Linked DNA regions of Homo sapiens: region 2 is linked to region 1. The links are chromatin loops, found by intact Hi-C in ENCODE. Cell type or tissue: PC-9. All regions are shown on one strand. Links, peaks and the distances in the headings refer to the core of each region. The heading gives the core; the rest is flanking DNA. Region 1 overlaps ABCA4 (ATP binding cassette subfamily A member 4). Region 2 holds the start of LOC105378858 (a long non-coding RNA gene).

What was found. Peaks named below come from ENCODE experiments on the same cell type or tissue, not always from the same donor. Only the 100,000 strongest peaks of a DNase experiment are listed, where the experiment ranks them.
Region 2: it touches region 1 in a loop (3-fold over the local background); 6 of 110 quality-filtered maps call a loop at or near these places.

Annotation. Positions count from the first base shown.
Region 1 is chr1:94,096,742-94,110,690 of GRCh38, forward strand. It overlaps ABCA4 (ATP binding cassette subfamily A member 4), which reads right to left. Exons shown (of 50, transcript NM_000350.3): 4 at 11,836-11,975; 5 at 6,274-6,401; 6 at 2,053-2,250. Among named protein-coding and RNA genes, the nearest start is that of ABCA4, 17 kb to the right of the region's middle. RefSeq lists enhancers at 4,650-5,150, 9,762-10,263, 10,264-10,763. In PC-9, for the core only: no CTCF peak of the experiment used is centred there; DNase peaks (open chromatin) are centred at 4,520, 5,010 and 8,930; H3K27ac peaks cover 5,104 bases.
Region 2 is chr1:94,154,354-94,170,483 of GRCh38, forward strand. It overlaps LOC105378858 (a long non-coding RNA gene), which reads right to left and starts at 7,375. Exons shown (of 4, transcript XR_947605.4): 1 at 7,345-7,375; 2 at 198-295. ARHGAP29 (Rho GTPase activating protein 29) reads right to left here. Exons shown (of 23, transcript NM_004815.4): 23 at 14,552-16,130. RefSeq lists a silencer at 660-954. In PC-9, for the core only: no CTCF peak of the experiment used is centred there; DNase peaks (open chromatin) are centred at 6,658, 9,126, 9,721 and 9,971.

The sequences.
Region 1 (13,949 bases), core at 1,412-9,411:
CCCAGAATCAATGGTCATGTCCTGGGAGGTAAATTTACCTATACTGGTGGCCAAGGTGCTTCAAGAAGGGAAGAATGATGCTGCTCCCTTCATGGTGACGAGAGGATTGCACGAACCTGGGTACCCAGGCCCTGCCTGCAAAGCCCAGGTGCACAGACATTGCTCATTCTGCCCATTCTACAAAGCATGCGGGCCCTGGACACCTGAGAGGGAGCCTCTGGTGGCTCTGCAAACACCAGCACTGGACTCCTGGCTGTGCTGGTATTCAGCTGCCTGGAATAAGGGACCTTTGTTGCCTCACTCTTCTGTCTGATTCTGAAAACAAGTCAAGGAGCGTGTCTAAAATCAAGTTCTTTTTGAAACTTTGGATAGAGACATTTGGACTACATTGCTTTTTATTTTTCCTACAGTGTGGTGAGCCAAGAGACCTTTTCTGGGGTCCTGGGCTCTCACTGATGGTGGCATCCCTAGGCTCTGACCCTTCATACTCACTCTGGGGCCCCACCCTGACGAGCTGGGAAAATCGTAGAGTAACTTTCCACGGAAAGTCACACATTGAAGGGGATTAAGCGTGGACCGTGCCAGAAACTGCGGTGTCTTATTTCATGTTGCTTCATTTTTAAAAGCCTTCAGCTTGCTTTTTAAGACAAGCTGAAAGTGAGTTTCCTGGGACTTGAGAGAGCAGTCATGAAACAGACAAAACACAGTTCCTCAATCAAGTTCTTAGTGACTGACATTCCCTACAACACAGTTCTAGAAATTAAAATGTAGGCAAAAGAAAAAAAACATAATTCCATGCTAGAAATATTATATATGCCACCTTCTCTGAAGGATTCTAATTTTGAGTGTTTCTGAAAGTGTGGCCTACAATGGTCTTCATCAGAATCGCCTAAGGTAACAGGATAGATTCTGGGCCTGGCCTGGTTCTTCTGAATCACAGTGATTGGGGGTGGGGATTTAGCACTTGCATCTTTTACCAACTTCTCTGATGGGTTTTTTTGGTTTGTTTGTTTGTTTGTTTTTATTGAGACGGAGTCTTGCTCTGTCACCCAGGCTGGAGTGCAGTGGCGCAATCTCGGCTCACTGCAAGCTCCGCCTCCCGGGTTCACGCCATTCTCCGGCCTCAGCCTCCTCAGTAGCTGGGATTACAGGCGCCCGCCACCACACCTGGCTAATTTTTGTGTGTGTGTGTTTTTTAGTAGAGACGGGGTTTCACCGTGTTAGCCAGGATGGTCTCTATCTCCTGACCTCATGATCCGCCCGCCTCGGCCTCCCAAAGTGCTGGGATTACAGGCGTGAGCCACTGCGCCCGGCCCTCTGATGGTTTTTATGCACTTTGCAGTGTGAAAACCTCTGCTCTACACCTCCTTTATCTAATTCCTTCTCATCTTATCCTTCTAGCAAAGGAGGAGATATTTTCAGGTCCCAAGCAGTCTGTCTGGGATGCAGTTCTAGAACAAAGGGTTGAGCTAGATCAGGGCTTTCCAAATTTTTGAGACTATGAAACTTTCTCTGTCGTTTTTTCTCTCTAGAAACACCAACCATTGAGGTTGAGACCATTTCCAGAGGAAGAAGCATGGGGCCATCATTTATTAAAATTTATGAAATGTTTTGCGTATACTTTTCTTGTATAATTCCTACCACTCTGTAAAGTATTATATTTGTTTTATAGATGAGTACTGGGACCAGAAAAGGTTCAATATCTTACCATGATCACCTGGCTAGGAAATAGCAGGTCAGGGAGTCAAACCAGGCCTCCTCCTTCCTTTACCACTCTGTTAGAGGAGGTAAAGGGGATTATCCCCACATTTAGAGTGGACACAAACATGCCACAGCCACATACCTAATGGTGAACCTCATAGTGACTTCTGGGTCCCTGGGCCACTGTTCTAGAAATACTATCAGTTGTGATTTTTTGAGCCCTGGGAGCCTGGAGCTTTTGCAAGGATTGTCCAGAACACCAGGCTCACGCCCTCCCCAAGGTCAATTCGTGAGGCTCTGCTACCCCAGGAATCACCTTGCAATTGGCGAGCAGCCAAACCCCTCCCTTACCACACGGAAGAGCTTGAAGAAGTCCACGTTGGCATACAGAGTGTCTTCTATCCACTGTAGGGTGCCCTGGGAGAGGGAGCACAGGGCATAGCGCACCGTCTTTGCCCCGCGTCTCTGGCTGAAGATGATGAAGCGCTCCAGGAGGGCCTCGCTGCAGGCGATGTCCTTCAGCGCCAGGTCCGGGACTCCATGAGCGAACTGCAGGGAGAAGAGGCAACACTAGAAACTGCCCTGTGGTAGGAAAGACACCCACGTCCTAACCCACAGAACCTGGGAATACCTTGTGTTACATGGCGACAGGAATTAAGATCGCAGATGGGATTAAAGCCACTGATTAGCTGATTTTAAAATAAGGAGATTATTTTGGCTTTTCTAGGTGGGCCCCTGTGTAATCACAAGGGTCCCTTAAATGTAGAAGAGGGAGGCAGAAGAAACAGAGTCATGTGATGTGAGAAAGACTTGATAAGCCCCCACTGGCCTTGGAGATGGAAGCAGACCACTAGCCAAAGAATGTGGCGTGTCTCTGGAGGCTGAAGGAGGCAGGAAAATGGATTTTTCTCTAGAACTCCGCAGTAAGGAATGCAGTCCTGCTGATGCCCTAACTTTCAGACTTGTGACCTCCAGAACTGTAAGATAATGCATCTGTGTTGTTTGAAGCCACTAAGTTTGTGGTAATTTATGACAGCAGCAACAGGAAACCAATACAATCCCCATACCTCATCTTATCAGAGTGCCATTTACAATTCAAGGGATCCCCTTCTTACAGCATGATGTTACAGTACCATCAAGGCTTCCTCTCTGAAGGTGGGGTTGAGAAGTAGCTAGAACAAATTTGCTCTTGGATTTAGCAAACAAAAGCACCAGATGCCCAGTCGAATCTGAATTTCAGATAAATGAATACTTTTTAGTACAAATATGTCCCAAATAGGGACCGAATAGAACACAATTATTTGAAAAAATTATTTGTTGTTTATCTGAAGTTCGAATTTAACTAGACACCCTGCATCTATCTTGTCTGCAGGCCCTAAGCCCTGCAGAGTGCACATTCTGCAGCTCCTAGGTAGCTCAAGGATAGTGGTTCTTGAAGTACAACCCTCGTGATGGCCTCTCGAGGATCAGGTGGCAGGGGAGAGGCCTGGACCTTGGCCAGGGACCTGTGGCCACCCAGCACCTTAACTGGCTCCTAGAGTCCTGGACTCCCATAGCATTGGACAGACACTGAGTACCGTGGGCAAATTCGTGAGATTCCCGGGGCACCACAGTCTCCCATGACATCTAACGACGTGGCTCTCTGGGCTGGAGGGCAGAACAGGCCTGAGCTCTGCCACCTCCTACACTGTCCAGACTACACATGGCAGCCTGGTCCCCACACGAGGCACAGGTTACAGCTGACCATGAGTCGGTGTGGACACTTTCGATCTCAGGGACCCATAAAACATAGTGAAACCAGAGCACTGAAGAGGGTGTGTTAAGAATAGCCACTAAAAGCAGCTAGTATTTACTGAGAGTTTACTATGTGTCAGGCGCCCTTCCAAGTGTTCACATATATTATTTCTTTTAACTTCAACTGCCATGCTGGTAGGCACTTTTACTATTTCCATTTTACAAATGAGGAAACGAGAGGCACAGAGTGGTTAATTAACTTGCCTGAAGTCACATAGCTAAGTGTGTGGCCTTGTGAGATTTGAACCCAGAGCTTAACCATCACCTGTTAACTCTCCAGTGAGTAGGGAAGAGGGAGAAGGCAGGACAAAGAAGGGTGGGTTTATAAATTATTTCACTGAGGAGGCAACATCTGAGCTGGGCCTTGAAGCATGTCCAGGAGTTTACTGGGCTGGGGGTGAGCCAGAGAACTGTGCCCCTGTCATCTTCTAATTCCCTAGATGGAGAGAGGGAATGGTGAGGTTCCTTCTGAGCTGTGCTAAGACCCCAGGCAGAAAGGACCAGGAGGGGTATCCAGTCCTGATGGTAAAGGACACAAATCCATGTTCAATGAGCATGAGTGACAACACAGAGGCGAGCTCCCATGTTGGACAGCGCCCAGAGAGAACGTTGCCATCGTGATGGACAGTTCTGGGAACAGTGCTGATAAGGAGCCCCGGAACTGGATGGAGGTGGAGATACAGATCAGGAGCTAGAAGACAGGTGAGCCCACAAGGCAAAGCATCCTGGGAAGTGGGCAGGGAGGGCCGGGTTGGCTGGAACGTGCCTCTGCGAAGCGCAGATGGCTCAGCGTTTGCTAATCAGCAGAGCATCAGCTCATCAGAGCCAGCAACATGAAATAAAGGCACAACCTGGTGACCCCGGCCTCCATTCTCCAACATGAAAGGCCTTGGCACTGATGCCAGAAGCACAGTACTAGAGATCTAAATGTCACATTAGTAAGGAACTGGAAAGAAATTTCCCCGAAATTCCTGTCCTTATCTTCATCTCCCTTTTATTACCAACTGGAAGTCATCAAGGCATTGTCAGGACTTGAGTTTTACGAGCTGAAGAGAAAGCAAAGGGGAAAATGAGCAATCGGTGCCGACAGCACCCCCTCTGTGGGGGTGGGAGAGGAAGCTAAACAGGGCCTGGCCGGAGCCGCACCACCCAGGGCCTGGGCACTGCAGGCGCCAAGCTCACCCTGCCTCCAGGCTGACCCTAGGTTCCCCTTGTCTAGTTTCGGTGAAAACCTCAGGGTCTGAGAAGCCAGAAAAGCAGGTATGAGCTCCTTCATTGTGCAGGGAACCAGTGTGAGAACCTGCTTCCAGGAGCTGGTGCTGACCAGGTGGGGTGGGGTCCCTCACTCCTCTGGACTCAGACAGCACCCTGTGCAGACCTTGATCTCAGGGTTAACACAGGCTCTGAAGTTCTGTTTATGTCTCGTTCTCTCCTGGAGTCTGGAGGAGGATCAGACCCAGCCAGGAGGGAGTCGGGAGGGTGTCTGGGATATCAGCTGCTGCAGATCTAGCATTCTCGCTGTGTTCATCACACTGAAGAAGCTGGGCGGGGAGCCCAGAAGGCCCAGAGGACAGCTGCAGCTCTCACACCTGAGCCTGCGGAATCACCTGGAGGGCTTGTGAAGCACAGATTGCTAGGCCTTATCCCAGGGCTTTGGACCCAGTTCACCTGGAGTGGGCCCTGATAATTTGCATTCCTAACAAGCTCCCAGGCATCGCTGATGCTGCTGGTCTCTGGGCTTTGAGAGCCACAGGACTGAAGTAAGAAACACTGGATTAGGATTGAGAGGACCTGGATTCCATCTGGCTCTGACAATTTCTAGCCCTGTAACTGTGCACAAATCACCCCATCACCAGACGCGCAAGCCTCCTTCTCTGACCCATCTCAGGATTGTTGTGAGGAGTAAGGGAGCTAAGGGATGTGCAAGTCGTGAGTTAGTGGTAAGAATGCTCTGCATAAATAGAGGAGATTATTTAAAGGGGTTAGATAAATTGGGGGCGTATACACAGGTCAGAAATGTGCCAGGGGATAGAAGAAGGAGTTTGCCTGGTGCTGAGAAGGAAGTGGTCCAGGAAAGCAGAAGTGGGCTCTTCTGCAGCATCTCAGGTTCTGTAGCCTCGGGACGCCACCCCAGCACTTGCCAGCACTGTGCTGGCAGCTTCCAAGCCCGGAACTCCCCTCTCACTTACTGTGTGGCTGACAGACAACTCTGCTCAAATACCACCTCCTCAGGAAGGCCTTCCTGAGCATCCCCCTTAAACCTGCCCCTCCGTCCCTCTCTAACCCTCGACTCTACCGGATTTTCCTTGCAGCACCCATCACAGCCAGAAGTCACACAGCGGAGTCTCTGCTTACCTGAGCATCGCCTGTGGCCCCACTGGAATGGAAGCTCCCTGGCCTGGGGTTTTGCCTGTCTGGTTCACACTGTGTTCTAGTACCTACAACTGTCCCTAAATATTTGAGTAATAAATGAATAGATTTCTGTTTCCTCATCTATAAAGAGAAGGTTGTGCCCCATGATCTCTAAGGTTCCTTCCAGTTATAAAAACCTGAGATGTTTTAAGGTCACCAGGATGTGTACAGCTTCGAATCCTATGTTGAAAATGATCACGATCTCAAGTGATCCCCCGGTTTTTTTCTAAATACAAGGCATTAAGTGATGGATTCTGAATGTGAACACAAGGAAGAAAGAAGAAAAAAGCCAATATATTTCTTGCCTTTCTCAGGCTGGGTGCTTCCCTCCCCTCCAGGGACCACTGGCCAGTGACATCCCCCTACCTGCTCTGGACGGACTTGAGAGTTGATCAGAAGGTAGACCACTGAGTCAGACAGGCCGATGTTTTTAATGAGAAATAGTGTCAGTGTTTCTTCATCTTTCAAGATATCCCTTATTCGTATTCCTCTTCCTACATATGAATAAGAGAAAGAACAGGGTGTTGAAGGGGAAATGGGTCAAAAAAAGGAAAACAGCCAGAGTCGATTGGAAACACTTGTAACTCAACTCTCAGAGGAAGGTTCTGTTCTTGGGGTCTCTGGGAGCCCCTAGAGGTGAGGCTCTTGCCAGTGGGCTGCCCCCAACACATTGACTGCTGAAGCAGCTGGGCCCAATTTAGTAAGAAGGTGGAAAAAGTTAGCCAGGGCTGGATGGGGGTGTCAGATGCTTTGTGGGGTTGGTCTAGGACAGTGCTTCTCATTGAGGTGGGGCTGGGGAACTGAAACAGGGGAATTTCATCCTCCTGGAAATATTTGGCAAGATCTAAAGACATTTCTGGGTGTCACAACTGGGGAGGTGCTGGTGGGTAGAGGCCAGAGATGCTGCTAAACATCCTGCAAGGCCCAAGACACTCCTCCCTCCCCCACACAAAGGATTATCTAGCCCCAAGTGTCAGTGATGCTGAGGCTGAGAAACTCTGGTCTAGGATTGGAGGAGACACGTGCTCTTCCCACACCGCAGCTGTCACAGGGTAGAGGACCCCTCTGGGTGTTTCTATCATCTCAGCTTGGGCTGAGATGCTCAGGGCACTGACATGGACTAAGAGAAATGAGTTGGGGCCATTAAGGGCAGGAAAAGCTCCAGGTAGAAAGAGGAGAGCCAGGCACATGCCGGGGCTTGCCTGATGAGCCCTAGTCAAGCTCCCTCCAGCTCCTCTCAACACCTGTGGGAAGCAGGGTTTCTTTATAAGGAGGCATAAAGAACACCTAACAGTTAAGGTGACCTTGGGGCAAGTGATTGAGCCTGTCCCCGTGTCTGCATTTTCCACATCTACCTCATAGGATTGTTGATGCGGGGTAAGGAATGTGAAGTGCTTAGCTCCCAGGCCTCAAAACAGCACTCAATAAATGCTTATTATGATCGAATTAATATAATTCTTACCCCTCCTGGGAGATTCACACAAGCACCCTCCTCCTCGGCTGGCTTCCAGGGCCAATGCTTGGCCTCAACCCTGCTAGTGCTATAGTTCATGAGGCTCTGGCCAGAGAAGAGCCTTATGGGCCTGGATGTCTACGAAGGGACTTCAACACAAAGGGAAAGCACTGGGGTGCGTGAAAATGCCAATCTCTTCACCCCGAGTGCTTCAGGGGCATGGGTGACTGTTTATCTCCCAGTTCTTCTCTAACTAGCTTTAACCATCACATGTCCCCATTCTTTCCTGGTCCCAATTCCACGGCATCCCATCCTCTTCCTCTCCAAATTCTCCCCTCCCCCAGTGGCCAAGAGGCCTGCCCCTGTGTGCTGGACAGCCACCCTTCTCATCCCCAGGTTGTGCCTTTCCCTGAACAGCACCATATCCGGATTTATGTTGCAGCTAGTTTCCTCTGGAAGGGTCTTGCGCCAACCCCACAGGCCTGTCCATGCAGCTGGGGCAGGGGAAGCCGGTCTTGAAGTTCGACCACACAGTGGCACAGTGGCTTCTCTCACAGTAATGGGTTCCCTGAGAGTGGTGCCCACTGTCACTCCCCTTTGCATAGGAAAGATCCAAGGACTTTGGGGAAAGCTGGACACAGGGCCCGAAGGGAGGAGGAGGGCTCTGAGAAGGGCTGCTCCCTTATATTCTAGTCTTCCCTCTTCAAAAACATAAATCCGGCTGTCTTCCAAACCCAGCCCTCCTGCTTTTCCTCCTGTCCCTGGGTGCCAGCTCCATTGTTCTTTTCCCAATTACCCCTTCATACACAGCCTTGTACACTCTCACTCCACCAACACCATCCCCAACACACGCACACACACACGCATGCACACACATGCACACACACATGCACACATGCGCACACATGCACACGCACGCATATGCAGACATACACACATGGGAGATCTCTTGAGAGTTGGGGGCTATGGCTCCTGCTTTTATTATACTCCTCATTGTACCTAGCAATGCTGGGTGCACAGATGCAAGCCCTTGAAGTCACCTCTCTCTGACACCCAGCATTAAAGACTGACATCCAATCAGAGTCTCAATAAATGTCTGTTGAATGACATGAGGCATTCAGTAAATAACTGTTGTCTTGACCTGACAGTCAGGACTCCATTTGACTGTTTATCTCTTCGTTATTCTTTAACTCACTCACCTGACCTTACATACAAATATCTTGCTGGGGAGAAGGGGCAAAACAAGAAAAGCTGGGAGTGATGTTGCCCAGGCTTGGCACACAAGACCACCCAGGAGACAGGGCTGCTGTGGCTCTGGGGGGGAAGGGGGAGTGTGCTGGCTTCTGGTACACCTGAGGAGGGCGGGGGCCCAGGTGAAGAGGAGGCCGATACCAGACAGAAGCTTCCCTAGACTCCTGAGGGAGAAATGTGAACTGGGAGCCTGAGGAAAGAAAAATAAATTTCGTTTAAAATGTGGTTCTTCTTGTTCCCTTCCCTGGGAAGATTAGAGGCTTGGGGGTGGGGCTGCTGAGGCCCCAGGAGCTGAGGGTGGGGGTGGGAGGGAAGCCAGGAGAATGTAGGAGGCTCCCGGGAAGAAGGTGTTTTAAAGATGATTGAGAGACCACAGAGCTTGCTTCGAGGGAGAGGGAAGGGGGCTCCATGCCTGGTCTTTTACCATTAATCCTCCCTGCTGAGAATGCAGTACTGCAGGTTTGCCATGAAAGAAAACCTCTGCCTGGGTCAACCAGCGGCATACCTTCCCAGGTGGCTGTGCAGAAGCACGCACCAGCACCAGCCCCGCCACCCCCACCCGCTCGCTTTCAAAGGTGGGCTCTTCTGCCACATTGGCCTGAGGAGTCCGTGCTCACAGTGAGCAGCGCCCCGGTGAATCTCAACAGACTGAAACAGCCTGTGTTCCTGACAGTGCCCTTCAGGCCCTGGCCTGGGATTTCCTCAAAGACCGTGTCCCTTACTTGGGGATGGACCCCTGTTCCCTCTCACAGCCTCTAAGGCCAGGGATCTTGCAGAGCCCCCATTCCTAGGGGGCCGTGGCCAACCTTTCCTGAGCCCTTGTCCCCAGATTTGCTCTGTTAGGGACTTCTCACAGCCCGAAGCCTGCAGAAGGAACCGCCTGCATACCAATTCAAAATCAGTCCTGCTCTGGGGTTAAGAAGTAGTGATTTTGGTTCTCATATCCACATTGTAAAAGCCACAGAGAAACTGTGGTTTGAAATTACTTCCTTCACACTTCCTCCCAGCAGGACTCAATCTGATGATCAGGCACTTAAGTGAAATGTCTGCCTCATCATCAAACCCACTGGATGCATGAGGTATGTCATCCCGCCAGGAGCTGGACAGCCCACGTCTGCATCTGTTTGTTTAAATTAGGAAAAAAACACCTTCTGGTTGGTACACAGGGGAAGGGGGATTTCTTACTATTAAAATGGTAATTGTACTCATACCATATAAGGTTCCTCAAACTTGGGCTCACTAAAATAAACTTCTACCCAGGGCAACAAAGAATGGAGTGTTTGTAATGCAGTTTGTAGAAGTTACTACATAAAATCTATGGTTTACTAGTTTGAAACAATGAGAACGTAATTCAGCATCTTCATACACCAATCTGGTCATACGCCTGTCCTTTCTCACTTGGATGGGGAGAGAGGGCTTCAGAAGGTGGCCAGATGGGAGGAGGATCAGATTCTCCTCGGAGAAGTTTCCCCTGTTGACTCTCCTGTGCTCCTGAATCCCCTCCTTCCCTCCACTGGGCCCCACACGCGCTGTGGTCATTTTCTGCTCACTCATCTCTCACCTTCTGCCCTGTGAGCCCTCTGAGGGCTGGCATTTGCCTGACTCATCTCTCCACCCCCAGAGACTAGCCCAGTGCCTGGCTCACAGGAGGCACTGAAGGTCGACTGAATGTTGAAGGAGCTGCACGCATGCACGGGAAGGTGCCCCCGGGGCTGATTTCAACCATTCTCCCACATTTCTTGTTTGGAACCTGCAGCAGAAGCTGTTCTATCAATACAGCCTCTCCCATTCCCCTGGTAGACCCCTTGGTGACCCCTTTCTCATCCCTGTTAACCTCTAAGGTCATCCTTAGAGTCAACTCCCTAATCCTAGGAGCACACATCTCCCAGAAGCCCCTAACAGCTGCTTTCGTGGCCTCTGAGCCCCGTTTCCTGGGCAATCTCCCCCAGAGCAGCCTTTCCTCAGAGGGCACGCTCCACACCCAAAGCTGCAGCAACCCCTGGATTTTGGGGGGCTTTACTTCCTCACGACCACTCTTTTCCTCTGCTCTTGCAAGTGGGATCCAGTGGCCATGTCCAGTCCCTCTAGCCATCCACAGAGGAGCCTACTACACACGTGACAGCACACAACACCCACTCACACTTTGTAAAGGCACATTGGTGTTATTACTTTCGGATTGTTTCTTGTTCTTCTCCTGGGGAGGAGAGACACAGGAGAGGGAGCCTCTTCATCCTTTCTCTTCACTCTTCCTGACTCCAGGTGGCTCCCACCCTGGTGCCCAGCTCCTGCCATCTTCCTGCACAACCGTGGTGTCCGTGTGGGGCCAACATCATCACCTCCCATTTCCTCCTTCCCCTCACCATGCACCTGCACCTTTGCCCCACTTCACCATGGCCGCATCTGGGGGCCAGTCATCACCCACCCTACCTTCGAAATCCTGAATTCACATATTTCACTTTCTGACCACAGCCATTAACCTTTTCATCTTGTTCATTTTCTCAATCACTTAAACAGGGTCATGGCACCCACTGAGACTTCTATTCCCTTGCCTCTTCATTTCCCCCAGTCCATTTCCGTGCTCATCTGCCTTCTCATCCTTCCTCGTGCAGCCTGGACTTGATGCATGTAGTCCAGTCCCTGCCTTCAGCCCGCTGCCTGTTGACCTTCTGTGGTGCCTCCATACACACCCCCAGCCCTGCATCACCCACTCTCCACTTGCTCTGCCTCGGGGCCTGGGTGCTAAATATTACTGGGAGAAATAGTACAATTATGCATATTTATGTCATGATAATACATGATCTCTGACCTCCCTGGCTCCTTAATGATAGTTGGCCTTGCTGCTTCATGTTCCTGGTTAGCTCTCGCTCTAGAACTCTGTGAGAGTTGCTCTATATCTTTACGAAACTCTGTAAACTCGTCTCCCCTGCTTCTAGCCCTTGACCTAGCCTCATACTTCCCATAGTGCCATCTCTCTTAGCATTCTTTCTGTCTCTAGACTTAACGTGGATGAGACCTTTCCTGCCTTCCTTCCCAACTTCCTACCTTCCAGGCTTCTGTGGAGGAAGAGGCATCTTCACCAAGGTGATGTTCAAGCCGCCTCCAGACCCCATCCCTTCCTGCCTCCGCTAGTATATTTTTCACCAACTCTCCCTGTTCTTTCCTATATCTTCAGTCTCTCCATAGGTGAGGGAAATGATGCTTGAGAGCACTGCAGTCATGCTTACCTGCAATTCTCTCCGGGTGAGTCCGGAGGGTGTCCATGAATTGGGACAAGATGTGTAGCTCTGTCCAAATACGGCCAAGGTGCTGGCTCTCTGGTGCATTCATGAGGAGTTCTTGAAAATCTCGATATACCCTTGCCAAGCTGTAAGGACAAAGCCTCATTAATAAGGAAATAGCTGTTATTTTTATAACAGTAATAATATCTCATGCTATTTTTTTTTTTTATCTCGCTCTGTCACCCAGGCTGGAGTGCAGTGGCGTGATCTCGGCTCACTGCAAGCTCTGCCCCCCGGGTTCACGCTATTCTCCTGCCTCAGCCTCCCGAGTAGCTGGGACTACAGGCGCCCGCCACCACACCCAGCTAATTTTTTATATTTTTAGTAGAGACGGGGCTTCATCGTGTTAGCCAGGATGGTCTCGATCTCCTGACCTCGTGATCCACCCGCCTCAGCCTCCCAAAGTGCTGGGATTACAGGCATGAGCCACCGTGCTTGGCCATCTCATGCTATATTTAAAGATACTATGTGTCTGGCCTAGCTACTACATTGAGTATCCTTACAATACTGCCAAGGCAGGAGAAAGAGATAATTTTACTTCCTTGTACATATAGGCTAACTGACAAGGATGGTGAGCGATCTATTCAGTCTCCCAGTTTTGGCAGGGTCTGCTCGCCTCTCGGTCCCATGCTCTGTGTGTCTCTTGCCCAGAGAAGCCTTAAACAGGGTGACATTGGTGGATATCACTGGAGGGTTTATCCAGTTTTTACCCAATTCTCTGAGACCTGCCCTTCCACCCATTCACGCAGGTAGGCTCTGACAGCCATGCTTCATCCACAAGGACCTCCCTGCACACACACATTGGCACGCATGCACATGCACGCCTCTGCCAAGGCTGATGGGACAGGGAGAATAAAGCTGGGTCAACCCGATTTGTTCCCAGGAATTTGGATGGTGTTCAGAGATGAGCTTCTGATTGCCCAGGCCGAGGTATTGTGAATTGCATGAACAATGGCAGCCCAGGCATTGAGGAGCAGGGGAGACTGGTCCATGGAGAGAGGTGAATGGAGTAGATACAGAGGCCAGGGCTGGCAGGCCCAGATGGAAGAGAGTTGAGGAAGCAGCTCCTGACAGCTCTCCAGGTCTTGGCCTGCCTCTCCTGAGCCCCGCCTTGCTGCCCTTGGCTCTGTGAGAATGTCTAGTATCCAAATCATAGATTTCCTTCTGGGGTTTAAGATTGCTTGAATGGGTTTCCGTGCCTTGCAAGCAAAAGAACCTTGAATAAGCCAATATTTCACTCATAATGTGAGTGCAAAACATGAAACCCAACTTTCCGGGTTCAAATGCCAAGTACAGCTAGAGTCTGGAGCCCCCTTCTCCAACTCCCACCCCTCAGTTTTCCGCAATAACATCTATAGACACTGCCAGGGCCGTTCCCACCAAAGCTCCATGCAGCCTCCACTGAGCTGTCTTCAGGCCTCCCTGATCCCACCATGTGACCCCACACGATCTCTCTGGATGGGCAGGTGTTTCTTAAGCTGAAAGTGCAGTTGTAAACTAAAACTGCAAGGCAGTGCTTGCAGCAATATGAGTCCTGCTAAATGCCACTTCCTTGACTTTGCTAGGAAGACAGATGTTTCCTCTTCTATCATCTGGTAATCCAGGGGTCAGCAAACATAAAAATTACAGGCTTACAGATCATACAGTCTCTATCACAACTACTCAACTCTGCCATTGTAGGGCACATGCAGCCATAGTTTGTTCACAGTGGGGAAGGCCACCTCCAATCATTAGGTTGACCTATCAAACTTTTTTTCTTTTTAGTCTAAAAGCAGGCTTCTCCTGGAAGAATCATACTGAGCTCCCCCAAGGAAAAAACTAAAGTAACCAGGTATCTCAGTTTTCACCTAGCCTGGTGTTTATACAGGTCGGGTAAAGCCTGCTCCCCAACAGGCCTTTGCTGGTGGCCTTCAGGTATGGGCTGCACAAGGTGCTGCTTAAGGTCAGCACAGTGGGTGAGGGATGGCCCTGTCCACACCCTAAGCCTCTGTCTCTAGAATATGCTCCCATGATGTTCTCCCAATGCTCTGAAAGGGAATTCCGAAGGCAGACCCTCTTCC
Region 2 (16,130 bases), core at 3,639-11,638, 60 kb after region 1:
TGGATGTGACCCCTTCTTTCAATCAGCGCTGCCCAACAGAACTTCCTGCCATGATGGAAATGTTCTATGGCTGCACTGTCAAATATGGAAGCCACCAGCCACATGTGGCTATGGAGCACTTGGAATATCACTAGTGCAACTGAGGAACTAAACTTTAAATTGTATATAATGTTAACTCATTTAACATAAATAGTCACCTGTGGCTTCTGGCAGCTGTATCGGACAGCTCAGATCTAGATCAGCAGCAGAAGACATATTGTAGATGAAGTACACGGTAATTTTGTATTAAAGTCTCCTAAAAGAAAAACATGGATACAGCTCTTCTGATTATTCATTGTATTATTTTGGAAATGGGGAATGACAACATTTTCAGAATAATAAAAGTCATACTATTTTAGCTTTAATTTAAAATTGGCTTCTATTCTTGGACTTTTTATACAGGGAAATTCTGCTATTCATTCTCGGAAAAAAATGGTATGTAACCAAATCTGACTTTTCCAAATAAATCTGATAATTAACTCTCTGAGAGGACTCACTAACTGCCAGCTTCTGATAGTATTATGTTCTATGCTCTACAAGGACAGGGAGTGTTTTTTAATTGCTATTTTGTGTCTATTAGCTGGTATAGTGATGGCACATAGTAAGTTGTCATTAAATGTTTGTTGAATTAAGTTATAAATAAATGTATACAGTGCAACCCCTAACTTTATGTAAGACACAAAAATCTTTGAATATAACAACCCAATAGTAATATCACATTTATGTTTCTAGTAAGACAGGAGACTGGAAGCCAAGAACAACAGCCCAATGATCCTGGCAGGGAGTTGAGGTCACAGGATGTAAGCTATTTCAGCAAAGGACCCTTGTGTGTCAAAGCATTTTTGGATGCAGCCCAGCTGGGAATTAGGTTTATTTACTTCCTTTCCCCAAAAAGATTTTTCTTCACAATATGCTTAAAGGTGGTTTCTATGGTCTGAATGTGTCTCTCCAAAATGCATACATTGAAAGTTAATCCCCAATACGATAGTATTAAGAGGTGGGGCCTTTAGAAGTTGATTAGGCCATGAGGGCATCATCATCCCCACCAATGAGATTAATGCCCTTATAGAAGAGGCTTCACACAGCAATCAGCACCTTTTGTCCTTCTGCCTTTGACCATGTGAGGACATAGCATTCACCCTTCTGCCATGTGAGGACACAACAGCAAGGTGCCGTCTTGGAAGCAGACAACAAGCCCTTGCCAAACACCCAATCTGCTGGTGCCTTGATCTTGGACTTCTCAGCCTCCAGAACTGTGATATGCAAATTTCTGTTGTCTGTAAGTTATCCAGGCTGTGGTATTTTGTTATAGCAGCAAGAGCAGACTAAGACAGTGGTCACGTAGTTTTTGCTTTGAGTGTGTCCCTAATGACTGATAGATCACAAGGTCATGTGTTCCATTTTGAACTGTTCTAATTGTAAAATGAGTTCTTTTTATAAAGCAGAAATGTGCATCTCAATCTTAGCTTTTGATCGTATTTTTTCCTAAAGGAGCAAATAAATAGTCTAAGTTTAGTCCCTATTTGCTTGCAGTATTTGAGGACAGCTGTCATGTCCCCAATTTTCCTCTTTTCCAGGAGAGGCACCTCCAGTCTTCACCTATTCATCATGTGATTTGGTTTACAGATTCTGGCCCTTCCCTACCTTGTCCAACTCCAGCCTCACCTTTCCCAATTCTATATTCACAATAAGTCACTAAAATTTTGTTAATTATAGTTCCTCAACATTTCTTGAACAAGTTCTCAGTGCTCCATCATCACTGCCAACTGGTATATGTCTACATTCTTCTTAAATTACACATTTAATTATTACACGTTCTACTTCAAATGTAATCTGACCAATGACAACTTCAATGTAATTCCAAGGGAGCCTGGTAACATTAGGGAAGCTCTGAACAGTGCTGGACACATTATTTTATGAGGAGCCTTATCTGATAAAAGCTTAGCCCAAATAAGTTTATGAGCTTTAAAAAAAAAAAAAAATCCCTCTTCAGCATCAAATGTAACTTAAAAAAGAGGCAAGTGGTGAGGAAAGAAAAGCCCTATTCAAAGGATAACCAAAAGAATGTGTAACTTACACAACCCACTCAACTCCCTCATGCTAGAAAATTGTCTTTATCACATGAAGTCTTACAGGATCCCAAAATAATGTAGGGCTTTCTCTAGATTAGGCATTAATTTCTGGAGCTAGCTAGAACCATTTTGTTGTTACAAAGCTAATTACAAATATTCAGTTAAATATTTAGTCTCACATCTCCAGGGTGTCCCTTGAATGGTGCTAGTTTTGAAGGAGGCAACAAAGTCCGACAATCACAGTGCTGGGTGGAAAATTTTTCTAACTTTAAATTCAAGGCATTTATTTAAATGAATAAATTTCCATAATATGTAGCATGCATAGTATTTTTTTTTAAACACCTGAATTTTGAGGTGAGTTAAATCTGACAGTGTATTCTCCAAGAGATCTTTGGGACCCTTTGAGGAAGGATCCTATGAGGAAGGGATGTAGCCAGGTAGAATAGGACTGGAATAGTCTGTGGTATAAAGTGAAAAAGAGGCTGGGCGCGGTGGCTCACGCCTGTAATCCCAGCACTTTGGGAGGCCGAGGCGGGTGGATCACCTGAGGTCAGGAATTTCAGACCAGCCTGGCCAACATGGTGAAACCCTGTCTCTACTAAAAATACAAAAATCAGCTGAACATGGTGGCGCATGCCTGTAACCCTACTCGGGAGGCTGAGGCATGAGAATCGCTTGAACCCAGGAGGCGGAGGTTGCAGTGAGCTGAGATCACACCACTGTACTCCAGCCTGGGTGACAGAGTGAGGCTTTGTCTCAAAATAATAATAATAATAATAATAATAATAATAATAATAATAGTAATAATAATAAGTGAAGAAGAAAGAATGTCAAAGTAAAAAGTAACTTACAACAAAGAGATATAGTTCAGGTGCTACCTTCTCCTACTTGCTGTATGGCAAGTCTTTGAAGCCATTAAAAGAGAGTTCAAAACACCTACCCTGCCTTTCTGAGGATCATGAGACAGACTATATCAAAGTGCCCCAAAGCACATTTGTAAAATACTTAACAAGAATAAATAAGACTGGGTTAAATGTATACATCAACTTGGGAGAGAACTGCCATCTTTATAATACTGAACCTTTCAATCTACACAAATGATATATTATTCTATTTGGTTATTTAATTTTTGCCAAAAATATTTTGTGTATTTCAGATGTACATCTCTACGTTATCTCTCCTTAGATTTCCTAAGTATTTGATGTTTTGATGTTATTTTAAATAATATCATTTCATAAATTCCATTTCCTGTTTGGTGTTAATATATAAGTGACTTGTGAATACTGAATTTTAAGCATTTTTTTTTCTAAATTCACCTCCAATTCAAATTCTAATAGGTTATAAATGCTTTTAAATTTTCCATGTAATAATTATATTATTTGCAAACAATGACTATTTCACTTCTTCTTTTCCAATCTTTATGCCTTTCATTTCTTTTTCTTGCCTTATTTTATGGCTAGAATCTCTAGTACAATGTTGACTAGAAGTTGTAATTGTAGGTATTCTTGTGTGATTCCCAATCTCAGGGCCAAACCTTTAAATATTTTACCACTAAATAGTCTCCTGAAGAGTGTTTCTCTATCAGTTTAGGGAAGTCATATCTACAGTTTGCTAAGTGTATTTTTAAAAATCATACATAGCTGTTGAATTTTATAAAATCTTTTTTTAAATTTGCATTTATTTATTGAGATAGCTATACTTTTCTCCTTTTAAGAAAATTAATGTGGTAAATTATGTTGACTGATTTTTCAAATGTTAAACCACTTTTGCACACACAAAAAAGTCACCCACTTGGTAGTAATATACGGTTCTTTTAATATACTGAGAGTTGCTTTTCTGTATATTGTGATGTCTTTGTCAGGTTTTGGCATCAAGGTGAGGATGAACTTTTAGAGTCTGGAAGTATTCTCTTTTTTTATTTACTGGAAGAATTTGCTTAAGATTGGGGTAATGTGTTCCTTAAATGTTTGAAAGGATTCACTGGTGAGGCTTTACATTTTCCTTGTGGAAATGTCTTAAATAACTGATTCAATTTCCACTAGTAGATGGGGACTCTCCAGATTTTTTGTCAGTTTATTTTGTCCTTAATTTTGTTCTTATTCAAATTTTCAAATTGGTGTTAAGTTGTTCATTATATCATCATATCTTTCAATGTTTGTAGAGTCTCTAGTAATATTTTTTTCATTCCTGATGTTATTTTTCCTCTTCTTTGATTGATTAGTTTTACTGGGGGTTTATCAATTTTCTTAACCTTTTCAAAGAGTCAGTCCTTAGCTTTATTATTTTTCTTTAATTTTGTTTTGTTTTACTGGTTTCCGGGTTTCACCATGTTGGCCAGGTTGGTCTCGAACTCCTGACCTCAGGTGATCCACCCACCTCGGCCTCCCAAAGAGCTGGTATTACAGGCGTGAGCCACCACGCCCAGCCTCTTCTTGCTTCTTAAGATAAAGTTTAATTGATTTTAACCTTTCAACCTTCCAAGACATGTAGTGAAGGCTAAGAATCTCTCTCCAGGCATTGCTTTAGCTGCAGCCAATTTTTGATATGGCACGTCTTCACTACTGTTCAGTTTGAAATATTTTCTAGTGTCTGTTATTTCTTCTTTGATCCACAGATCATTTAGAAGTGTGTTCTGTTTAATCTCCAGGCAGTTGAGGATTTTTCTAGTTATCTTTTGTTACTGATTTCCAGCATAATTTCCCTAAGGTCAGAGAGCATATTTTGAATAATTTCAACCCTCTGAAATGTTTTGAGGCTTTCTGTATGGCCTGCTTATTGTCAATTTTGGTAAAATTTAAATATGAGCTTAAATGAGATATGAATTTTGTCACGGTTGACAGTGTTCTCTGTATGTCAGTTAGGTTAAGTTTGTTAACTGTGGTCTTGATTTTATTTTTGTCTCTTCAGAGGTGTGTTAAAGCAACCCTTATGATTATGGACTTGTCCATTTTTCCTTTTAGCTGTCTATTTTTGCCTTATATATTTTGAAATGATCTTATTTTGAATTTTGAAATCTTCTTCGTGGATTGACTTCTTTATCATTATGGAATATCTCTCTTTATCTCCAGTAATCCTCCTTGACTTAAAATCTGTGTTATCTGACATTAGTATGGCTATACCAGTTTTTTCATTGGTTCCAAGGTGTATCCTTTTCAATCCTTGCACTTCCTGTGCACCTTTATTTAAGGCGTGTCTGTTCTAGACAGGATGTAGGTAGATTTTGTTTTTTTCCTAGTCCAACAACAGTAGGTTAGTACTCAGAATGTTTGGTCAATTTTCATTTAATGTGATTACTAATTTAAGCAGGTTTATATCTACCATCCTACTATTTACTTTCTATTTAACCCACTGTTTCATTTATCCTTTTTTCTTCAATCTTGCCTTTCTTTGAATTACCCTAGTATTCTATTTTCCCGTCTTTTAACTTCTTTTTGATGTTACAAAACACATCTTGATAAATTTAATACAAATTATTGCTTTTACCACTTTCTTGATAGTGCTAGAACTTTATAATACTTTAACTCCAGCTTTTTGCCTTTTCCATTATGGCTGTCATGCATTTTAATTCTGCATAAATTTTATACTTCTCAATATTAGTATTGTTTTGTAACAGTTGATGTTCATTATATTTACCTTTTCTAGAGGTCGTCATCCTTTTCTTTCTTTCTGTTTTTTTTTTTTTTTTTTTGAGTTTTGCTCTTGTTGCCCAGGCTGAAATGCAATGGCATGATCTTGGCTCACTGCAACCTCCACCTCCTGGGTTCAAGCGATTCTCCTGCCTCAGCCTCCCAAGTAGCTGGGATTACAGGCATGCACCATCACGCCCAGCTAATTTTGCATTCATCCTTTTCTTCATTTCTGTATTTCCATCTGGGATTACTTTCCTTCTATCTAATGACCTCCCATCAGAATTTCAATTAATGTAAGGCTGTTGGTAACTAATTCTCCTTTCTGTCTGAAAACATCTGTATTTCACCTAAATTTCTGAAGGATATTTTTACTCTAGATAGAATTCTTTTCCCCCCCAGCACTCTAGAGAGGTCTCCTAGGTAATGGGGTTTAAATGCCTCCTTGCTGACATTCATAACAGTGACATAATAAAAATACTGCAATTGCTTAATGCAGTGATTTTAGATTTTCAGCACCTAGAAACATCTCTTTCATTTTAAATTCAAAGGCATAGACTCAGGCTCAGAACTTGAAAGATTGTACAGACCATCTATCTCAATTTCCTACCTAATAATAATCCTGGTAGATGGTTACTTAGTTTTTGACTTAACGCTTCCCAGTTTTGAGGGAATTCACCAAATCAGAAGATAATGTATCTAAAAACAGTCCTAATCATAAATGGCTTCCTTCTAGAATACTAAGGTTAAACCTGCCAACCTTTACCTCCTTCTGTCCAAAGGAGCAAGGAAGCCGGGAATCCTTGTTTTCACTTACACTATTTGTCCTCAGGTTTCCATGGTAAGCATCCCTTTCTCTACGCTTCCCAACTCCACATTCACAGTGAGTCACTAATCCCTGTCAATTGCGCTTCTAAAAATAAACTGGAATTTAGGTCATCATCCCCACAGAGGGTGGCTTAATGAAGGACCTATTTCTCACGTGGATTGCTGACCCTTTTCCTGATTATGAGCAGAAGCTAAGTGATCTCCTTCAAGCTCTATTCCATATGCTTATGTCTTCAACAGCTCTCCATCACAGCACTGTTTTCTAAACTGTTCTTCTGGGACAGAGGGTGGAGGGGTGGACTTGTTAATTCTGTCATCTGCTGTGTTGTTCTCTCATTAACAAAATTTAACCTACAAAACTCACTGCAACCCAGAACTTCAGCAATTTTAGACACAAAGGTTTTAATTAAATGAATAAACTTTTATACATACACACTAAAAGTTACATTGGAGTTGGGATGTGATAACCCTTAACTTCAATTTCCTTGCAACTAGAATGAAAAAATACAGTCTGAAAGTATATGATTTATAGCAGCTCTGACCTAAAAATGAAGATGAAGGAATTTAGAAGTGATACAGAATTTATAATAAAGACACCTGAGTTGAAGTCTTACCACCCTTTCTTATTAAGTATATGACCTATAGTAAGTTATTTAACTTCTTTGAAGTCTATTTGCTTGTCTGAAAAAGGCAGTTAAGAATACCTGCTGCATTAGTCGGGGTTCTCTAGAGGGACAGAACTAATAGGATATTAGGGAGTTCATTAAGTATTAACTTACACAATCACAGGGTCCCACAATAGGATGTCTGCAAGCTGAGGAGCAAGGAGAGCCAATCTGAGTCTCAAAACTGAAGAACTTGGAGTCTGATGTTCGAGAGCAGGAAGCATCCCGCACGGGACAAAGATGTAGGCTGGGAGGCTAGGCCAATCTCTCCTTTTCACATTTTTCTGCCTGCTTTTATTTGCTGGCAGCTGATTAGATGGTGTCCACTCAGATTAAGGGTGGGTCTGCCTTTTCCAGCCCACTGACTCAAATATTAATCTCCTTTGGCAACACCCTCACAGACACAGCCAGGATCAATATTTTGTATCCTTCAATCCAATCAAGTTGACACTCAGTATTAACCATCACAAGTCTACTGCTTGTCAACTTGAACCCATACACATCTCCTGAGATCATACATAATATTCAAATAAAGACAATAACAAGGTCATAATTACAATTCACATAATACAACTATCCTTCGTACAACCGGAAATGCACCAATCCCCAACCCAAACACTATTACATAAAGTTAACACTGCTTAAATGCTGATATGAAGTCAATAAATCTTCTGTCACATGATAAAGGGAAAGGTTTTTGTTTGTTTGTTTTTGAGACGGAGTCTCGCTCTGTCGCCCAGGCTGGAGTGCAGTGGCGCGATCTCGGCTCACTGCAAGCTCCGCCTCCCGGGTTCATGCCATTCTCCTGCCTCAGAATCCTGAGTAGCTGGGACTACAGGAGCCCGCCACCATGCCTGGCTAATTTTTTTGTATTTTCAGTAGAGATGGCGTTTCGCCGTGTTAGCCAGGATGGTCTTGATCTCCTGACCTGGTGATCCGCCCGCCTCAGCCTCCCAAACTGCTGGGATTATAGGTGGGAGCCACCACACCCAGCCAAAATAAAGATATTTTCTTAGTACAAGTGCATACATTCACAAACATGTTTTTAGCAAAAGAAGGAGGAAATACTCATGACAATTACAGCCTCCCTTCTACAGCTGGTCACATGGTCATAGCTGATGACTCTTTTTCTACTACCCATTCTGTATTCTCTTTGCTTTCAGCAAGCACCTCAGCAGGTTGTGTTTTTTTCCTGGTGGAGTGACCCAAACCGTCATTCCTGAGGGGTCTGAGCCATTTGTAGTCCTGCCTGGATTGGGCTGCTGTAGTTTCCTATTGACCTTAATCACAGAGCATGGTAATACTAATGGACGCCCTAATGGATCTCCTGTGTTCCATGCATACTCTTTCTTACTTCTGTTGTGGAGTAGTAGACTGATTTCATCTTGATAGTCCAGGTCAATCACCCCAGCCAACACTGCAACTCCTTTCTTAGCCTGTTGACTTAAAGGTAGGAGGAGCCCAAAGTGTCCAGTTGGCAATCTTAACTTCCAGTTTAATGAAATTGTTGTGTCTCCTGGTGGCAGCATTCCTCCCTCTGGAACTAAGACCTCTAGGCCAGCAGAACGTAATGTCGCGGGAAGAGGAAGCAAGAATTTTGCTAGTGGGTCACTAGGGGTGATGGTGAGTGGTGCCACTTGCACTTCCACCCCTTGATTCCTGGACCCGTGAATCGTGGCTATAGGAGAAAGAGTACCATATATTGGATGCTGATTCAGAGCACACACGGCCTTCTGGAGAACTTTGCCCCAGCCCTGCAAAGTATTGTCACCTAGTTGGCATTTTAATTGTGACTTCAAAAGGCCATTCCGTCATTCTATCAATCCAGCTACTTCAGGATGATGGGGAACATGATAAGACCAGTGAATTCCAGGAGCATGAGCCCACTGCCACTCTTCTTTAGCTGTAAAGTGAGTGCCTTGGTCAGAGGCAATGCTGTGTGGAATACCATGATGGTGGGTAAGGCATTCCACGAGTTCACAGATAGTTGTCTTGGCAGAGTACTGCATGCAGGATAGGCAAACCCATATCTGGAGTAGATGTCTATTCCAGTGAGGACAAACCTCTTTCCTTTCCATGATGGAAGAGGTCCAATATAATCAACCTGCCACCAGGTAGCTTGCTGATCACCCCAAGGAATGGGGCTGATCATCGAGGGCTCAGTGTTGGTCTCTGCTGCTGGCAAATTGGGCACTCAGTAGTGGCGTAGCCAGGTCAGCCTTGGTGAGTGGAAGTCCATGTTGCTGAGCCCATGCGTAACCTCCATCCCTGCCACCATGGCCACTTTGTTCATGGGTCTGTTGGGCGATGAGAGGGGTGGCTGGGGAAAGAGACTGAGTGGTATCCACAGAATGGGTCATTCTATCCACTTGATTATTAAAATCTGCCGTTGCTGAGGTCACCCGTTGGTGAGCACTCACATGGGATACAAATATCTTCACGGTTTTTGGCCACTCAGAGAGGTCCATCCACATTCCTCTTCCTCAAATATGTCACCAATTTTCCAATCATGCTTCTTCCACTGATTCAAATGTTAATGTAGTGACTTGATGACCCATAGTCAAATATTCAGTTTCCACCAAAGCCCAGTAACAGGCCAAGAGTTGTCTCTCAAATGGAGAGCAGTTATCTTCAGAAGATGGCAGGGCCTTGCTCCAAAATCCTAGAGGCCTCTGCTGTGATTCACCTATGGCAGCCTGCCAAAGGCTCCAAGAAGCATCCCTATCTGCCACTGACACCTCAAGTACCAGTGGATCTGCTGGATCATATGGCCCAAGTGGGACAGCAGCTTCCACAGCAGCCTGGACCTGTTGCAGATCCTTCTTCTGTTCTGGAACCCACTAAAAACTGGCAGCCTTTCAGGTCACTCGATAAATGGGCCAGAGTAATACACCCAAATGAGGAATGTGTTGCCTCTAAAATCCAAATAGGCCCACTAGGCATTGTGCCTTTTTCTTGGTTGTAGGAGGGGCCAAATGCAGCAACTTATCCTTCACCTTAGAAGGAATATCTCAACAGGCCCCACACCACTGGACCCCTAGAAATTTTACTGAGGTAGAAGTTCCCCGAATTTTAGTCAGATTTATTTCCCATTCTCTGGCACATAAATGTCCTACCAATAAATCCAGTGTGTTTGCTACTTCTTGCCCACTGGATCCAATCAGCATAATGTCATCAATGTAATGGGCCAGTGTGATATCTTGCGGAAGTGAAAAGAAATCTAGGTCTCTGTGAATAAGATTATGACACATAGCCGGAGAGTTGATATACCTCTGAGGAAAGACAGTAAAGGTATATTGCCAGCCTTGCCAGCTGAAGGCAAATTGCTTCTGGTGGGCCTTATGGACAGGAATGGAGAAAAAGGCATTTGCCAAGTCAATGGCTGCATACCAGGTACCAGGAGATGTGTTAATTTCCTCAAGCAATCAAACCACATCTGCTATAGCAACTGCAATTGAAGTCACCACTTCGTTAAGCTTACAATAATCCACTGTCATTCTCCAAGATCCATCTGTCTTCTGCACAGGCCAAATGAGAAAGTTGAACAGGGGTTTGGTGGGAATCACCACCCCTACATCTTTCAAGTTCTTGATGGCAGCACTAATCTCTGCAATCCTTCCAGGGATGCAATATTGTTTTTGATTTACTACTTTTCTAGGTAGAGGCGGCTGTAATGGCTTACATTTGGCCTTTCCCACCATAATATCCCTCATCCTACCAGTCAGGGAGCCAACACGGGGGTTCTGCCAGCTGCTAAATGTCTATGCCAATTGTGCATTCTGGCACTGGGGAAATGACCACAGGATGAGTCTGGGGACCCACTGGACCCACTGTAAGTCGGACCTGAGCTAAAATTCCACCTGATCTCCATAAGCCCCTACTTTAACTGGAGGACCACATGACGTTTTTGGGTCCCCTGGAATCAATGTCAGCTCAGAGCCAGTGTCCAGTAGTCCCCGAAATGTCTGATCCTTTCCTTTTCCCCAATGCACTGTTACCCTGGTAAAAGGCCAGAGATCTCTTTGGGGAAGGATGGGAGAAAGATTCACTGCATAAATTGTCAGTAATGTGGTGTCCTTCCTCAAGGGGTTCTGGCTTCCCCTTCATTCAAGGGGTTCTGGGTCTGTGAGCTGGCTCAAGTCTGGAAATTGATTGAGTGGCCATGATTCTCTGTTTTTATAATTCAAATTAGTCTTTTGTCCATTCAACCTAGAAATTTCCTGCTTGTATAAATTAAGTAGGAATGCAGTAGGCCTCCTATCCATTTCATTTCTAGGAACACCATGATTAATTAGCCAAGGCCAGAGCTCTAGACACATCAGACTATTCTGATTGTCGCTTTGCCTCTGCTATCCGTTATGGTAACTACGCCCACCTTGCCTTTGATGGTTGAGTGTCACCACTTGGCCCCCGCTACCTCGGGATCCAATTATTCCCATTGTATTTAAATTTTGTAGTTGAGTGACTGCAGTTCCCATCATTAGATCTGACACACAGAGAAGAGCAATTACAGCAATTACAGGGCTCTTCAAAGATGCAGGTGCTGCCCTTACAAATCTATTCCACAACTCAGTGTCCCTAGTTTCATCAGGGGGATCTGGCAGTCCCACATGTCCCCATTCCAAGTTTCAGGGTCCCATTCTTTTCCAGTAGATGCCCTCACTTTAACAGTAAACACCTGGTGCATGCATCTTTTGTTACAAGTCAGCCACTCACATGATAAGAGCTTGTGTTTGTTTTTCCACAATTTCAGCTCTTTCTGTTCAGGAGATAAGATTCTCACTCAGGGCAGTCTTAGCAGATTTGAGGCTATCTGTTTCTGAAGCTGGGAGACAGAATCCCTGAGTTCATAATTTTCTTTCATCACTTTGTCCACTGAACATAGGAACAACCAACCAGCTTCATTATGTTCCTTGGTTCTCCACATATGGTGAAAGGTATTATGCATAGAGTCACTAAACTTGACTCTCACGAGTAATGAATCAGGAGGGTCAAATGCATTTATTTTGCATAACTCTCTAAACAGTTCACACCAAGGACTATCAGTGTTCTCCATACTATTAGAAGTAGAGTCCTTAGCATTTTGGGTTCTAATCATATTAAGCAGCCAACTCCAGAAACCCCAAACCAATGAAAGAACTCCATCCTTAATATTCTGTTCCTCTAGAACCACTCCCAATACCAAAATCTGTATTAGTCAGGGTTCTCTAGAGGGACAGAATAGGACACGCACACACACACACACACACACACAAATATATGGAGAGTTTATTAAGTATGAACTTACACAAACACAAGGTCCCACAATAGGATGTCTGCAGGCTGAGGAGGAAGGAGAGCCAGTCCAAGTCCCAAAACTGAAGAACCTGGAGTCCAATTTTCAAGGGCAGGAAGCATCCAGCATGGGACAAAGATGTAGGCTGGGAGGCTAGGCCAGTCTATCTTTTTCATTTTTCTGCCTGCTTTATTTTCGCTGGCAGCTGATTAGATGGTGTCCACTCAGATTAAGGGTGGGTCTGCCTTTCCCCAGCCCACTGAGTCCAATGTTAACCTCCTTTGGCAACACCCTCACAGACACACCCAGGATCAATACTTTGTAACCTTCAATCTAATAAAGTTGACAGTATTAACCATCACACCTGCCTAAGTAAAGATTAAATGAGATGATCATCACAACGCATATTTGTTGCTGTTGTTGTTTAAAAAAGTGAATGGAGGGCCAGGTGTCGTGACTCACACCTGTAATCCCAGCACTTTGGGAGGCCGAGGCAGGCAGCCCACTCAAAGTGAGTAGTTCGAGACCAACCTGGCCAACATGGTGAAACCTTGTCTCTACTAAAAATACAAAAATTAGTGGGTGTGGTTGCGTTCACCTGTAATCCCAGGTACTCGGGAGGCTGAGGCAAGAGAATCGCTTGAACCGGGAAGGCAGAGGTTGCAGTGAGCCGAGATAGCGCAACTGCACTCCAGCCTGGGTGACACAGCAAGACTTCGTGTCAAGAACAAAAAACAAAAAACAAACAAAAAAAGTGAATGAAGGGAAAAATAGATTAAGTTTTCAATGTAACATTGTTCATAGTAGGAAGAAAACCTGAAAGCAACCTAAATGCCCATCAACAGTGGGATTAATACATTGTAGTATAAACCCAGTAAAATACTTTAGTTTTTTAAAAAATGAAAATAAACTATAGTTACAATTGTATAGGTAGCTTTTTTTGTTTTAAAGCCAAGGAAGGATTAACATAAAATTCAAGATAGTGGTTACACCTGCTGTGAGAAGTGACAGGCATGTGATCAGGAAGGGGCATCCTGGTGGTTCCTTAACATCCTGATGAGGGTGTTGGGGCAAATGGGAATTCGTTTTATAATCATTCTTTAAATGATACATATATATGTACACACTGCTGCATTTATGACTCAGTTTTAAAACAAAAAAATCATTTAAAACTCTCATTGAATCTTAATCATGAGACTTATGTATCTATACTTGGAGATGGAGAATATGTAGACCTTGGTTCACCGTCCTAGTCTCCTGTGTTGAATCACAACACATTCTACTCATTTTTTGGCAACTACTAGATGAACTCTTACAACTTTGATTAAAATAATTGATACAGAAGATTTATTTTGCTGGCAGTAGATCTCAAAAAGCAAATTTCTGGTATAAAATGATCTACAGAGAATTTGGCAGATGGCAACTACTGTGTGTCAGGTCTGTGTCTACAACTGTAAATAAGATCTTGCCATTCTTATAGTCAGGCTGTGTTATAGTCATCCCGATCTTTTTTTTTTTTTTTTTTTTTTGAGACAGAGTCTCACTCTGTCACCCAGGCTGGAGTGCAGTGGTGTGATCTCGGCTCACTGCAACCTCTGCCTCCCAAGTTCAAGCAATTCTCCTGCCTCAGCCTCCTGAATAGCTGGGATTACAGGCACACACTACTACGCCTGGCTAATTTTTGTATATTTAGTAGAGACGGGGTTTCACCATGTTGGTCAGGCTGGTCTTGAACTCCTGACCTCGTGATCCACCCGCCTTGACCTCCCAAAGTGCTGGGATTACAGGCATGAACCACTATGCCCGGCCTGATTTTTAAATTTCAGTGCTGTATTCACTTATCAATGAGCAATGCCTCATTGGTAACGGTCACTATTCATCTCATTTCCAGTACTGTCAACACTATAAAAGGAAGACTTACAATATCCTGTAACGAATGGGCATGACTGCATCCAGAAATCTGAGACAGGTTTTCATGTCATGTACAGCTTTTTGTTAATTGTTTAAAGCTGAAGATGAACTCAAATAAAACTTGTAACTCAGAAGCATAGCCAATTAGTCGTTTAATCTATTTTCTGAACTGCATGCTTATTTTATGGATGCAGAGTAGATTGGTTGAGTGTGAGGACACTTAAAAATAGCATGATACAGTTATTGTAGGAAGTATTAATATTTAAAAATTGTTACAGCCAAGACCAAAAAGTGAGAACCACAATTCAATATTTTCTATAAATTTCATAAATGTCTATGTTTAAACATTCCTGGTAAATATGTATAATCGTACACTTTTAAACTTTCTCTGATAAATTCAGTGAGTATTCAATAATTGCTCATTATCAAAAGGTTGTGAATTTGTCTCTCTTCCAGCCAGATGACAGGAGCCTAGGATTCCAATGGTGTGCTCAGGACTGACATCACTGGGGTCAAAGATTCAGCTGCCATGGTCCAGGCTCCAGGCTGGGGAGGATGTTAGGGATTGGTGTGGTCAGGACCAGCGCTGCTATGACTGCGGATTTATTTGGCATATTTGGGACTGGGTGTGATGAGACAGCAGCTGGCATGTCAAGAGGTTGAGGGAGGGAGGAAGAATGAACAAATTATTTAGGATTATGGGAGTCAGGTTTCTATGAGAGAAGGAAGTTACAAAGATGGAAAGGGAGACTAGATTAACCTCAAAGGATTGAATTGAAGGTGTCAATGTGAACTCAAAGTTTTCAATACGTATGTATATAAATAGATATAGAAGTAGGTGACTATTCTTGAATGTGTGTAGACACACGTTTTCCTTTGAGCTGTTCACCAATAAGACAGTGAGCCTTTCTCAGGTCTTCATTTCCATATACCATTTCCCATTTAAAGAAACCAGGGCTCCTTGGAAAAAAGGGCTAATTCTAGACTTGGGGTAGGGAGTAGGAAAAAGTGTAAGATGAGCTCGTAAAAAAAATAAGAGGGGAAAAAGCAATGAGGCATCTCTAAGGAACACAGAAGCCAGCTTGAAGAGACTCCCAAAAACCAAATCGGGGAAAATTTCAGCATGAAAATAAGTGACAATAATACACTGTCACTGAATAAAGCAGGCATTCATGAATCTATACTGATTTAAGTGAATGAAGGAATAGAGAAGGAAGAGCTCTTCCTTACAGTAGTAGGATGCCAACCAAGGCAGAAGCCACGGACTCACCATTTGACAACCAAAATAGTAATTGGTTCAGTCAAGAATTGTCAATAGACTAGCCCGTGACAATTCGATGAGAAACAATACATTTACAATCTTTAAGAATCTCCTCACAAATTACTTCCTAATTCTAATTTTACAATGGAGAAACCTGGTATATACTATCTGAACCAAGTGACCAAAATTAATACTATCAGGTATAAGACAAATTGACATTGTGTGCATCCTGGCATGACACATTTGAGTATAGAGCATCATTTCTGTAGTATTGGACAAAAATGTCTATCCTAAACCTTATGGGTCTTATCTAATGATAAACCAAAACTGAGGAACTTTCTACAAACTGGCCAATCCTCCTCAAGTGTCAAGGTCAAAGACAAGTCTGAAAAGATGTTCTGGACTGAATGAAACAAGAGATAGGGCAACTAAATGCACTATGTGGTCCTGGAT